2 separate regions of the Homo sapiens genome follow, and region 2 is linked to region 1. Evidence: read pairs that join two places in POLR2A ChIA-PET (ENCODE). Cell type or tissue: PC-9. All regions are shown on one strand. Each heading gives the region's core, and the rest is flanking DNA. Links, peaks and the distances in the headings are about the cores only.

Region 1 (7,418 bases), core at 1,133-5,132:
CACACATTTGTAATTAAAATCTGCATTTATATTTGAAAATTTCACCAGTTGGTATTTTTTTTCAAGTCGGCGGACGCATCTCTTTCTCCCTGGCTCCCAGCTCTCGTGCCTTCGCGTTGACTTCTTTTTCAGGATCTTGGCGCACCTAAGCCTTGTGGGGCCTGGCTTTCTAAGGAGCAGCAGAGAATGCTTGGGTGAGGAGGCCTCTCAGCAGGCTGGAAGCGTTTCCTTTCCTATCCAGCCTCCCTCCCTGCCAGGGAATCGTCAAGCCTGAGGGAAGTGCTCCCCCTCCTATGTTTACGAAGCACTAAATTTACGAAGTCATTAATTCCCTTCATAAAGACGGAGCCTAATGGAGTTTTCTATTAGTCATTGAGATCGCGGTTATAACCCTGAAAGATCAAGAAAGCAATCAGGAGTCTAAATTGAAGTGGGAGTCGGGGGGACAGCAAAGACGTTTCTCCTCTTTAGCTGTCAGACTTTCCTGTTTTAAAGGGAAATATTGTGAATATCTTAATCACTACCTCACACATTTGTTTATTATTATTTTTCCTTTTCAGAACATTCAGAAATGTTGTGTAGACGCACAGGATTCATCGTCCAGGCATGTATATCTCAGGGGGCGGTGTTCTTTGTCCTAGTAGCTGAAGCTACCCAAAGATTCCCCCAAAATCCAAACACAGTAGATGCTCAGTGCTATGTGTTGAATGGATACATGAAGGAATGCAGCCAAACCGAGAGGCTGGGGAAGGATTAATGAATTCACGGGCTGTTTGTGGCAGTTCTCTGACCCGAGGCCCCACATGGGACTTTTGTACCTTCAAAGATGTGAAGATTAGCTAAACTGTTGCTGTTTAGCAAATCTTCTAGGGTGAGTTTCTAGGGTGTTTCTAGGGTGAGTGGTCACCTTAGGGAGAGCCAGGGTCAGGGTCACGGCCCCCACAAGGCCAGGCACACAGCCCTGGGGTGCTCTGGACAGGAAAACTAGAAATAGAGGACCCTGTTTTCCCAGTGCCCAAATTACTCAGGCCTCCAGGGAGTCCCTTACCCCATTCGAGGCCATAGAGCTGCAGGGAGCCATCCTGCCCTGAGCCTGCTCGTCTCTTTGCAAGCCCAGGCCACCCACTTTGGGCTTTGGGCGGAGAAGACAGGTGTATTTCTAGTCAAGAGAAGTTTCCCTGCACAGAGTCCAAGGAACGGCCTCCTCTGGGGCCTTACAGGCCCTCCACAGCTCAACAGTGAGCCCAGCAAAGACGCCTCTTGACTTCGGTGTAGCCTCATCTTCCAGAGAATTCCCTGAGATGCCACGTGGCTGTAAGAAACGCTGCTGCAGTCCAAGGAGACAGCAAGGGAAGCTGTGTTGGAGGGAAAGCAGCAGTTTTCAAAATACACCCACAGACTTGTACCAAGACCACCAGGAAGGGAAGCTCATTCGAAATGTAGACTCTCCCCCTACTACCGCCACCATCAGCAGCTCCTGCAAAACCAGAATGTCTAATGCCGGGGAGTGGGGGAGGTCGGCCTTCACTCGAGGAAAGAGGCTTAAAGGGTTTCTTCACCTGTCTGTGGGCCCCTGACACGTGCAGCCCTCCTGGGCTCCAGGAGTGGTCCCAGAAGACTCCCCTTTCAGGTGCAGGAATCCTGGGTTCCACAGCAGGGGTGCTGCCAGTGGCTGCCTGGGACTCCCAGGATATCCCTCCTGGTGAAGCCAGTCAGCAGATCAGAGGTTTCAGTCCTTACTGACTGTGAAATCTAGTGTGTGTGGTCACTCTTTTTACCTCCTTGCTCCTGCGTAAGATCCAAGTGGAGAGTAGAATCTCTCCACCAGCCCCTCCATAGTGTGTTTCAGGTACCCTAGACAGGGCCTCTGTCCCCCTTGGCTACCTACTTGGCACTTGGGGTCTGACCCTGTCCTGTTTACATCCCTGGCGAGGAACCTCCCTGAGCAGTTGTCAGTGGGAGAAATGTACAGGGGGGCACCAGGATCAGGGCTGACTTAAGGGAAGGAATTCCCAACCTCTGGCTGTACAGTGAGGTCAGGGAATCTTGGAGACTGTTGCACCTTTGTGGGACCCATCTCTTTGGAGAGCCTTTTGGAAGGGTGCTGGGATGTTCATCTTTGTGTTAGTCTTTCCACTGGGCCATGCCCATGCTGCTACAGGCTAGTAGCTGGAGCCAAATCCTGGCCCTGCGTCTCACAGCTGTGTGACCTCGGGTCCATTACTCACCTTCTCTGAGCTGGTTTCCCTATCTGTAAAGTAGAAACAATCATAATGATAATGGAGACAATGTTCCTGCAGCGTGAATGAGATAACAAAAGCTCATGTCAGACGCGTAGGTGGTGCTGAAACATGTCTGCTGCTTCTCCCCTCCTCCAGCGTTTCACACTGTGCACCCACACTGGGAACTTAGGGGAGTTCCTGGACCCTCAGGGGAATGATATCACAGAACCATTCTAATTGCCTAAGTCTCACAAGCAATCTGATATGCCTAGTATTTGTTCCTGAGTCTGAGAGGAGATCGTTATTGTTCATCTTTTAAAGCAACAGGTCGCCCAGTCTGTTGACGATACCTCCCATCAAGACATATGCTCCACCAAGCTAGGAGCGGATGATGCCAGAGCCGCCTTGCTTCTTGGATTTTCTTCTGAGCCCCACCGTGCTGGGGAGACTCTGAGCATGGTAAATATTTAAGCACACGTCTTGTGTAACTGTCACAGATCCGGATGCACCGGGAGCCATGGAGCCACAAGCTGGCACCTGTCTAAGTGTCCCAGCTTCGAGAGACGGTGTTTGTGCCAACATTGGGAGTCTGTTGGCGACCAGTGGCTGATAGGTAGCAGAATTCTGTGGTCTGTTAATTGTCTTGGAAGCAAATCCTTGAATTGGGAGAAAGAGAAAGCAACTGTAATTAAAGCTTCCCTTGGGCAGAATTTCCCTGTGCAGGCAGTTGGCACATTTTTTGTGTGCCCGTTAAGCTCCAGGCACTGGGCTAGGAACTTTACGTTCACTGAAGCTTTTAATCCTGGTAACAGCCAAAGAAGAGACTGTTATTGTCACCAAGAAACAAAGGCTCAGAGAGGTTAAATGGTCTGCTCAGAGTTCTACAGCTACTCGGTGTCAGAACTAGGGAATGAAGCCAGAGTTGGGAAATGTAGCTATGAAAAAAGAGAGTTGATATCACCATTTTAAAACCCTGATGCCCTGCCAGCAACATCGCCCAGAGATTGAGATCCTTGAGACCAGGGAGGAGGCTTGTGTTTGCAGGGAATGCCTTTGGGTGCCACCACTAGGTCAGACGCTAAACCACATCCTGATGCCTCATAGATGCCCATTGGGGAAATAGATTCTGTCACGTCTCAAGGTATGTATTTATTAAAACCCATGGGAATGGAAAGACAGCAGAGAAAAAGAAAGTAGAACAACACAGGATGAAGGGGCTGTGCTGCCTACAGTAAACAGAACCCAGGAAGCTGATTACAGCAGAGATGGAGGTCACCTCCCCTTCCTCTGTGCCCCTGCCATCCTCAGCATTCTCCCCCTGCTCCCTGAACAGCCCTTCCTGCCACTCATGGGACACCCTACACATGACACGGCCACTGCCAGGCTCCAGGAGTCTGGATAGGAATAACCAGATACATGATGAGCCTACAGTGTTGTTTTAAAGTTTATCTTATTTATTTATTTTAGGGGCAGGGTCTCACTCTGTCACCCAGGCTGGAGTGCAGTGGCACAATCACAGCTCAATCATAACTCACTCACTGTAGCCTTAGAGTCCTGAGCTCAAGTGATCCTCTTGCCTCAGCCTTCCAAGTAGCTGGGACTATAGGTGTACACCATCAAAACCAGTAATTTATTATTATTCTTTGTAGAGATGCTTTGCTTTGTTGCCCAGGCAGGTCTCCAACTCCTGGCTTTAAGCAATCCGCCCACTTTGGCCTTCCAAAATGTTGGGGTTACAGGAGCAGACATTGTGCCCAGCAAGGTTACAGTTTAAAATAATCACAGAAGTCCCTTTCTGAGAGAGTTCAAAAACAAATGTTATGGAAATTCTGCCAGAAAGATGTATAAGAGCTGGACTTGGGGAAGGTTTTAAGAAAGAGGGACTGGAGTGGGACCCTCACGGGTGAGTAGGGTATAGATAGTTGGGGTGGGGCTGAGGAAAGAAGCTTCTGGGTGTGACCCTATCCTCACAGAGGACAAGAGTGTGGGGAGGGAGAGAGCACAGAGCTCCCACTGGGCACCAGGGGAGGTGAGGGCGATCATGCGTGGTGCGGAAGATCACATAGGACCTTGAGAGCTACTTCTAGCAACAACTGTATTCTGAGTGCCCTTGTGGGGTCTGCTGAAGGGTTTTCAACTAATAGGATGAAATCAACTAGGAATACCAATGGGTCTGTCTGTAAGACCAGGAGCTGCCTTTAGGTCTCCAGCATAGCACATGCTCAGGTGTTATGTATGTGTTGAACTCAATTTAGGTTTATAGATAGATAGGAAAGAACAGGGATATTTGATCTGGTGTAAATCCTACTCTTCATTGGAAATGGAAGTTAATGGTTGTGAACCCCCCAAAAGAAGACAAACCCTGTAGTCACAAAGATTATGAAGTCATCTCAGGTTGATCTCTCTTTGCTGCCTATAGCCTTTCCTGGTAAATAATCAATGTTTCAACAAGTGCAAATCAAAATAACACTTCTTTTGCTCCTGGTTTATAAATGAGTCAGTGCTGAATTCTGATAGTAAGAAGCAAACCCCTATGATAGTCTACGAAGCTTGCCTCAAAGTCTATGCCTACCCTTCGTCCTGGTCTTCCAAGCTTGCTTCCCAAGCCAACCTGACGTGTGGAGAGCTGCTGATCTGAATGAGTACTTAGCTGCCAAAATGTACCCAAAATTGTACAGCAGAAATAATAGTAACATGACATATAGAATGCTAAGAAATCATTACCAAGTGTCATATCAAGAAACGCTGCATGAACTTGGACAAGAAGAGAAGCAAGCTCATTGGTTCAGTGGTTCATGCTGGTGGGGGTACTCTAGCCTCGGGAGCCACTGTTTGGACCGAACATTCCAGCTTGTCTGCCATATGCTTCTCTCTGTATTTTGGCTTCATTCTCACCAAAGGGTTGTGGACCCTTTTCCCCAGCAGTCACACAATCTGACCACCAGCAGCTTCGAGGTTCTTCTTCCTCCTCCAAAAAGGAACATTTCTTTTCTTTCTTTCTTTTTTTTTTTTTTTTGATGGAGTTGCACTCTTGTTGCCCAGGCTGGAGTACAATGGCACAATTGCGGCTCACTGCAACCTCCACCTCCCAGGTTCAAGCAATTCTCCTGCCTCAGCTGCCTCAGCCTCCCAAGTAACTAGGATTACAGACATGTGCCACCATGACTGGCTAATCTTTTGTATTTAGTAGAAATGGGGTTTCACCATGTTGGTTAGGCTGGTCTCAAACTCCTGACCTCAGGTGATCCACCTCCTTCGGCCTCCCAAAGTGCTGGGATTAAAGGCATGAGCCACTGCGCCCAGCCAAAAAAGAAACATTTCTTCCCCACCAGCAGTAGCACAAATAAATCTCAGGGAGAGACCCTGATCAGCCGTGACTGGGTTGGTGTCCTCCCTCAAGGGGACTATGGCCAGAGAGGTGGAGACACAGAAAGGGAGACAACCCCCATTCAGACCACATTGCTGGAGCCTGGGGACCAAAGGCAGTTCTGTCAAAGATGGTAGAAGGGACACAAAGGACCCATTCTGACCCAGGAAGCCAACCAAATGGTGTGCATACCAGCTTGTCATGCATGGAGGCCTGGAAGGGTTCTGTCATTCTCCTGAGTGGCCCTGCCTGGGTTTCCGGGTCCCTGCCTCCAGTTGCTTCTGATTCCTGATGATCAAAAGACCCCACTGATTTTTTTCACCTCTTTGAGTCAAACTGCCCTCTCTGCTGGATCCTTAGCAGTCACTGATGCCCGCAGTTAAAAATTCAACCTTTCATGGGTACAAAGAAAGAAGAAATAAGACCTAGCATTTGCTAGCACAACAGGGTGACTATAGTAAAACATAATTTAATTATACATTTTAAAATAATTAAAAGAATATAATTGGATTGTTTGAAACACAAAGGATAAATACTTGAGGTGATGGATACCCTATTTACCCTGCTGTGATTGTTATGTATGACATTCCTGTATCAAAATATCTCATGTAACCCATAAATATATACACCTACTGTGTACCCACAAAAATTTTAAAAAGTCAGCCTTTCTATAGAGTTAACATTGTGCCAGGTAGGCACAACAATGAGAAATGACAAGAGGAAATGATGAGCTAAAATGCCTATTTTCTCTCACGAAGCGATGTAATACAGAAGCCTTACGTTTTCTGGTTATCTGGCCAAAAGAAATCCTGTCATTGCCCTTGGTTATCAAATAGACCTCATGTTCTTGTCAGTCAGAGAATTGTGGAAATTTGCAGCTTAAAAATGTAAGGTGTGGGTGAAATCAGATTAGGTTTGACTTCATTGTTCAACAGAGGTTCACAGATGGGTCCCCTAATGACTAGGGTTTTGGTGTCCTTGGCCAAGGTTAAGTGACGAGTTAGGTCATCGGTCATTGCCATCCCTAGTGGTTAAAGCTTGGCCAGGAGCAATCCCACTTATTAAGAAAAATGCCTTGCCGAGGGGTAGAACGTTAATTTAATTTAGGGATAGTACAATTGTATCTGCACATTCTGCATTTCACTGTTGATACAGCCTGAGCCTGCCTGGCTGGTTGCAATTGTTTTAAATCCTCTGGCACCATTGATCCCTAATTGACCCCAGATTCCTGAGCGCCAGGAGCAGCCCTGACTTGTTTATTGCTGGCCCTGGGCCACCGTGCGGGTGTCCGCTGAGTTCCGCTGAGCTCAGCCACAAAGGCTGCTCTCTGACTGTGAGTCAGCCTAGCCCACGGCCAGCCAAGCCCATGGCCAGCAGGAGGACCTCCTCCAGCTTTCAAAAACAACAGGGCTTCCCTGTAGCTAAAATGCTTATTTTCTCTTATGAAGCGGTGTAATGCAGAAGCCTTAGTTTTCTGGTTATCTGGCCAGTAGAAATCTGGTCACCCCCTTGGTTATCAAATAGCTGGTTGCTGCTGCCTAGGCAGGCTATAACCTATAAAAATGTTAAAGGCGGTTCACTTCACTCAACGACAAGCTGTCCTTTTGCCCTGGGGGTACCTCCCAAGCCTTAGCCAGCTGGCTTTGAAAGTCTCACGTGGGTGAGTGGGTGCCTGACTGGGTGCAGCTGATGCCCCGATCCCTGATGACAGGTGTCCCCAGTGTCATCTTTATGTACAGAGAAAAGTGAGTTAGTGCTTTGAGAAATCAGCTGTGCACACAAAGAGCAAACCAGGACCCTCTCTGGTCCCAGCTGGTTCTGTTAGAGTG
Region 2 (7,418 bases), core at 2,393-6,392, 160 kb after region 1:
CCGAGTAGCTGGAACTACAGGCACACACTACCACGCCCGGCTAATTTTTGTATTTTTAGTAGAGACAGGGTTTCACCATGTTGGCCAGGATGGTCTCAATCTCTTGACCTTGTGATACGCCTGCCTTGGCCTCCCAAAGTGCTGGGATTACAAGCATGAGCCACCAAGCCCAGCCTTATAAAATATATTCTAAGTATATAAATATGTTATAAATATATTGTAAATATATTATAAAATATCATATTTTATAATGATCTGGAAGCATGGTGTCTTTTGTACATGCTAGACAAATCAGTAGCAACAACTGATTTTATTATAAAATATAAATATCATTTTTTAATATAAGTTAAATGTCACTCATTGAGAGAAAAACTAGAAGGCACTGATATTTTACATAATATGGGTTATTACTAATAGGGAGTATCATATTCTGCTACTATAACATTAATAGAAGAGTTAATACAAGGATACAAGAAAAATAAAACAAAAAGCCCTTTCAAAACAAAAACAAACAAAAAAACCCCGCAGCTCCTTTTCGCAATACTAAAAAAATTTAGAAAGGTTTGGACAGACTCTCTAGCTCACTTGCTGCACGCCACTCCCACAGGCCAAAAACCAAGTCACAGAGAACAAAGAGGTCCCATCCTTGTGCCCTTTCTAAAGGCGAGGAAGCTTTCCCAAAAGGCCATCAGCATATTTCTCTTAATATCCACTGGCCAAAACTCTACCACAAGGACATTCCTAAACCAATCACTGGTAGGGAAGTAGAATTACTATGGTTGGTTTAGATGAGATTCTAAACCCTGGGTACATATAACAATCATGTGGGGTTTCTAAAAATTACTGATTTCCTGAGCCCCATCCCTGAGATCCTAATTCAAATGCCCCAGCATTGGCATTTACTTTTAAATTCCCTCGGTGCTTTTTAATGCACAATTGAGGTTAAAAATGCTAGATCTGTCTACTAGGAAACGTACTAGAGAAGCAACTAATGATATGCCCCCTAAAATTCTCCTGGTTCTGAGAACTGCACCCACTCTCAAGAGGTGGAACACCAGCCTACATATTTATATGGAACAGCTCTGCCCTACAATAACTTACCCAGTGGTAGATTCCTAAGTCAAACTACTCAGATTCTCTCTCCCAAGAATATGATCATCCAAGGTAATCAAACAGTATTATATTTCCTTATGAGGTACATATTTCTATATGGTAGATGAGTATAATACAAGTAAGTTTTACCAATTACTTACCTAATGTGCATCTAAGCTGGGGCTGAAGGCTAATAAAAATTTCATCTCTAACTTCATTCAGACAGGTCTCTATCTCTGCAAATATTTCTGAGGTAAGTTTTTTACAATCTCCATCTAAGAAAATACAGAGAACATTATCAATTCCTCATCAATGTATATCTTCCCACAGAAAACTGACACATTCCCAAGAATGAAAGCTGAGTCAGTAAGTTTTGCAAACAGACAAAAAGCAAAACACAAAATTTCCTTAATTCTTTCTCTGTGGTATACCATATATTCCCTTAATATATGCTATCAGCACAATATCATTAGTACTTACTGAATGGGTAAAATCTCAGTGAAAGCCTTTCTCACCCAAATAATCACAGGTCTAGTAAAATAACTAACCTTTCAGATACTATGTCTATCTCTAAAACAGCTAAAGTTACCTCCTTATGTGCAATTACTTATACTACAAATGATGTCTAACCATTTATTCCACTCTGTGTAACTTTTATTGAACTTAGCCAGGTCATAGGAACAGATAAATTTATAAGGAGTCTTAATAAAGTTACAATTATTTCCCAAACTAATATCTCATATTTCCCTTCTATGTCATTTTTGAGGGGTTTGAAGGGGTCTTCAGTGGCAACATAGTGTTTATCCGGTTCCACATCCTGCTTTGTCTACACAAATGTGCTTCATTAAAAACTGACCAGCCTGGGCAACATAGTGAAACCCCTATCTCTTAGAAAAAAAGCTGGGTATGGTGGTACCCACCCGTAGTCCCAGCTACTCAGGAGGCTGAGGTGGGAGGATCATTTGAGCCCAGGAGGGTTAGGGTTCTACAAGCTGCAGTGAGCTGTGATTGTACTACTGCACTCCAGCCTGGGCAAGTGAGATGCTCTCTCAAAAAACAAAAACAAAAACAAAACAACAACAACAAAAAATCTGGCTAGTTATTATACAGTGACTGAAACATAGCACTTGTGTGTGTGTTTGTGTGTTTGGAGACAGGGTCTTGCTATGTTGCCTGGGCTGGTCATTAACTCCTGGGCTCAAGCCATCTTGCAGCCTCAACCTCCTGAGTAGCTGGGCTTACAGGCGCATGCCACTATATTCAGCTGAAACATCGCTTTATTAATCATTCTCCTATTGCCAGACATTTTAGTTGTTTCTTTTTTCACTATTATAAATACTATTGTGATAAATACCTTTGGGCACACATATCTATGTTTTTGATCACTTCTTTATGGTAATATTTATTATCTTCAAAATGGAATTACTGTGACAAGAAACTATCCAAGATTAATAAGAAAATTATTTTGAATAAAAGACTCTACATGCATCTGACTCTACTTACTCTTAAGCTACAAATAGATCTTTTCACTCACATCTCTTATAAATAATTCATACAGCCTGATCACACTCTGCTTATATGTTTCCCTAATGAAATATCTGGATTCTCCTGTAATATGAAATAAGCATTAACCAGAATTTTTGTTATTTGACCATGCCAAAAAAAAAAACTTACATTGCAAAGTAATGCAGCTCAAACATATAATTAACCAGATTATAAAAACTACAATTATTCTGTAAAAAATTAGTAACAGATTAAAAACATAAAATTAAAGTTAATTCCAATATTGAACTGCTGCTCTTCTGCAGCAAACAACTGAACTGTCACCTACTTAACACTGGGGTTTCTGTAATTAGAGAAAGCAGAAATAGAAGAAAAGTCAAAGGCAAAATGCTTGTGAGAAACTGAATTTTAAAAATTGCAAAAAACTGTAAATGACTGACACACACAAAAAAGTTCAGTCTCAAAGAAAACCTACACTGAAACAAAATATTTCTTACCTAACAAAACCATAACGTCTTGAATGTTCTAACCAAAGGTGGTTAGAAAACACTGAGGTATTTTTTCTACATAATGAAAATGGAATTATATATTGGTACAACCATTCTGAAAACTGTATTCAGCAAGACCTTTAATATTCATATTCTAATATCTTTCCTAGGAAACTAGTCAGTAATTAATTCAAAAGATATATGGATATTTGTCCTGGTGTTAATTCACAACAGCAAAAACTAGTAACAGCCTGAATGGTTAACAAGAGGGAAACGATGTATAAGATCCATATAAAAGACTGTATGACCAAACTCAAAATTTTTAGCACATTAATGAATAAGAAAATATCTACAATGTCAAGCAAAGAAAGCTTGGTATGATGTCACATCTGTCCCCAAAATATATATGGCCAAGTAAGATCAGAAAAAATATGCATCAAGACACTTCAAAAGAAGTTGAATAAAAGTGAGGATTCTTGCCCTACAAGGTAGCCATAATAATTTAAAAAGTATGAGTGCTGGGTTAGACAAAGTAACCAAGAGAATAAAATTGAGAGTTAAGGAACAGCTGCACACATACATGATATGTTGATACATGCTAGAGGTGGCATGGCAGATCAAGTGAGAAAATAAAGTGGAGCTACAAAAACTGGCTATGCAAATGGGAAAAAAATGGATCCTTACCTCATACCACACATCAATATGAATTCCAACTGAATGAGAAATTTCAATGTCAAAAGCAAAACTTTATAACTTTTCAGTTAAAATATAGGTGAATGATTTTCTGACCTTGGGAATAGTAATAATTTCTTTAAAAAGCCACAAACATTACTAGCTCCAAATGAAAAGATAAAGACTTCCCTATAAATCAAGACAGTTTTTAAAAAGTAAAAACACAAGCTGCAAACTGGGAGCAGATTCAGCAACACATCTGATGTAACTCTAGCAACAATGATACAAGGAACAAACTCATACAAATCAATTAAAACGTGACAATCAACAGAACAGAACAAATAGGGATAAGATACAAAAGGCATTTCACAGAAGAGGGAACAAATATGAGCAATATATACACATAGAGCCGACAACCTCTTCAAAATGTGGAAACGGCAAATCAAGATCACAGACCATTTTATACCACTCAAATAGCAAAAATCTCAAAAGTGTGAAAATAAACCAAGAAGAATATATGGATCAGGAAGACCTCTTATATACACTATTAATGGGAGAATTGCTTGGTACAACCACTTTGGAAAACAATTGTCATTATCTTGTAAATTTGGACACGAAAGTCTATAATTTTCCATTCCTTTGTTATACAGAAGGGAAACTCATACTGTGCCCCAGGAGACTTGCCCCCCAAATGGTCACAGCAGCAGCATTTATAATGGCAAAAAAACCCCACTGTCCACTGACAGGTAGATGAATATTCTGTTATATTTACAAAATGGAAGTATTATGTAGCAATGAAAAATCAATGAGCCACAACTATAAACAGCCCCATAAATTTTTACAACAAGAAAAAAAGGTCCCAGAAGATCAAAACAAACTAAATTAGGCAATACGAAGTGGTCCCTCTTCATCCGTGTTTTGCTTCCTATGGTTTCAGTTACCTGAACTCAACCGTGGTCTGAAAATATTAAGCGGAAAATTCCAGAAACAATTTATAAGCTTTAAATTTCATGCCATTCTGAGTAGCATCATGAACTCTCTTGCTGTCCTGCTGTGTTCCACTGGCAACGTGAATCTTCCCTTCGTCTAATGTGTCCATGCTGTCTACACTCCTGCCTGTGGTTCACTTAGCAGCCATCTTGGTGATGCGATCTATTGCCATGGTATTGCAGTGCTTGTGTTCAAGCAACCCTTATTTGACTTAATAATGGCCCCAAAGCACGAGCATAGTAATGCTGGCAATTCAGATATGCCAAAGAGAAGCTGTAAAATGCTTCTCTAAGTAAAAAGGTCAAAGTTCTCAACTTAAAGAAAAAAATCATATGCTGAGGTTGCTGAGATCTAAGAACAAATCTCTTATCCATGAAACTGCGAAGAAAGAAAAAGAAATTTGTGCTAATTTTGCTGTTGCATCTCAACTGCTCAAGTTATGGCCACAGTGCCTGATAAGTGTTAAGATGGAAAAAGCATTCAATTTGTGGGTGGAAGACACGATCAGAAACAAATGTTCCAACTGACAGCAACATGTTGAGCCACATTTACTTTACTTTTTTTTTTTTTTTTTTTTTTTTGAGACAGAGTCTCATTCTATCACCCAGGCAGGTTGGAGTGCAGTGGCGTGATCCCAGGTTCAAGTGATTGTTCAACTTCCACCTCCTGGGTTCAAGCAATTCTCCTGCCTCAACCTCCCAGAGTAGCTGTGACTACAGGCGTGTGCCACCATAGCCAGCCAATTTTTGTATTTTTTAGTAGAGATGGGGTTTCACCATGTTGGCCAGGCTGGTCTCGAACTCTTGACCTCATGAGATCTGCCCGCTTCAGCTTCCTAAAGTGCTGGGATTACAGATGTGAGCCACTGCACCTGGCCCACATTTAATTTACTCTTAATTAAACTTGATCATAATTATGTATGTATAGGGAAAAACATTGTATATACAGGGTTCAGTACCATCCATCCCCCATTATCTGAGAGGGATACCTTCCAAGACCCCAGTGGATGCCTAAAACCTTGGATAGTAACTAAACATTTTATATATTATGCTTTTTCCTATAACTACATACCTATGATCAAGTTTTATAATTAGGCATAGTAAGATTAAAACTAATAATAAAATACAACAATTATAACAATATGCTGTAATGAAAGTTATGTGAATGTGGTCTCCCTCTCTCTCAAAATATATTACTGTACTATACTCATCTACTTTCAGACCTCGGGTTAAATGAAACCAAGAAAAGTACAACTACAATAAGGGGAGACTACTGTATACTGTTTAGATAAACACATGTAAGAAAAACTAAGAAAAGATGGAATGATGAAACACATTTCAGATAATGATTACTTATGGGGGGGAGGTAGAGAATGGGATGGGAGGAAACGCATAGGTAAATGTAAGTTATTGGGAATGTTTTAATTCTTCCTGTGTTGGGAGGTGGGTTCATAAGTATCCTATTTTACAGAGAATAAAATGAAAAACATATCCCTTATTGTGCCAAGAGATCTTAGGAGGTTGTGTGATTATGGGTGATTTTTACTCACTTCTTCATTCTGCTTTTCAGTAGTTTAAACACTTAAAACTAACCACTATTATCCTGACACCCTGAGACACAAGCACAGTCTTAGAGTTTTGAAAAAGACTGCCTAGGCCAGGTATGGTGGCTCACACCTGTAATTTCAGCACTTTGGGAGGCCAAGGCAGGCAGATCATGAGGTCTGGAGTTCAAGACCAGCCTGACCAACATGGTGAAACCCTGTCTCTACTAAAAATACAAAAATTAGCTGGGCCTGGTGGTGGGCGCCTGTAGTCCCAGCTACTTGGGAGGCTGAGGCAGAAGAATTGCTTGAACCTGAGAGGCGGAGGTTGCAGTGAGCTGAGATCATGCCATCGCACTCCAGCCTGGGCAACAGAGTGAGGCTCTGTCTTAAAAAAAAAAAAAAAAAAAAAAAAATCACAATAGCAAAGACTTGGAACCAACCCAAATGCCCATCAATGATAGACTGGATAAAGAAAATGTGGCACATATACACCATAGAATACTATGCAGCCATAAAAAAGGATGAGTTCATGTCCTTTGCAGGGACATGGATAAAGCTGGAAACCATCATTCTCAGCAAACTAACACAAGAACAAAAAACCAAACACCATATATTCTCACTCATAAGTGACAGTTGAACAATGAGAACACATGGACACAGGGAGGGGAACATCACACACTGGGGCCTGATGGGGAATGGAGGGGTTGGGGAAGGACAGCATTAGGAGAAATACCTAATATAGGTGACGGGTTGATGGGTGCAACAAACCACCATGGCACACGTATACCTATGTAACAAAACTGCACGTTCTGCACATGTACCCCAGAACTTAAAGTATAAAAAAAAAAAACAAAAAAACTGCCTTTTGGGCAGTCAGGATAATGTAACTGGTATTATCTCAAGCTTCGTGATACTGTTCCTGGGCTCCTTGCTCCCAGGCCTCCAGGAAACAGAAGCAATGGATGACATCTTTCCCACATGCTGGGAGACAAAACTCAACATTAATATTTTTAAGAATTAAAGACAAGTAGGCTGGAATGGTGACTCATGCCTGTAATCCCAGCACTTTGGGAGGCTGAGGCGGGAAGGGTGCTTGCACCCAGGAAATCGAGTCCAGCCTGGGCAAG

The links. Peaks named below come from ENCODE experiments on the same cell type or tissue, not always from the same donor. Only the 100,000 strongest peaks of a DNase experiment are listed, where the experiment ranks them.
Region 2: POLR2A ChIA-PET joins it to region 1 with 6 read pairs; 4 of 35 experiments call an interaction of 5 or more read pairs at or near these places.

The regions. Positions count from the first base shown.
Region 1 is chr13:30,792,256-30,799,673 of GRCh38, reverse strand. No RefSeq gene overlaps it. Among named protein-coding and RNA genes, the nearest start is that of LINC00398, 7.2 kb to the left of the region's middle. RefSeq lists enhancers at 1-1,070, 6,478-6,994, 6,748-7,042, 5,920-7,418 and a silencer at 6,748-7,042. In PC-9, for the core only: CTCF peaks have their summits at 2,997 and 3,257; a DNase peak (open chromatin) is centred at 3,283; H3K4me3 peaks cover 1,599 bases; H3K27ac peaks cover 2,118 bases.
Region 2 is chr13:30,631,693-30,639,110 of GRCh38, reverse strand. USPL1 (ubiquitin specific peptidase like 1) reads right to left here. Exons shown (of 9, transcript NM_005800.5): 5 at 1,254-1,367. Among named protein-coding and RNA genes, the nearest start is that of USPL1, 17 kb to the right of the region's middle. In PC-9, for the core only: no CTCF peak of the experiment used is centred there; no DNase peak of the experiment used is centred there.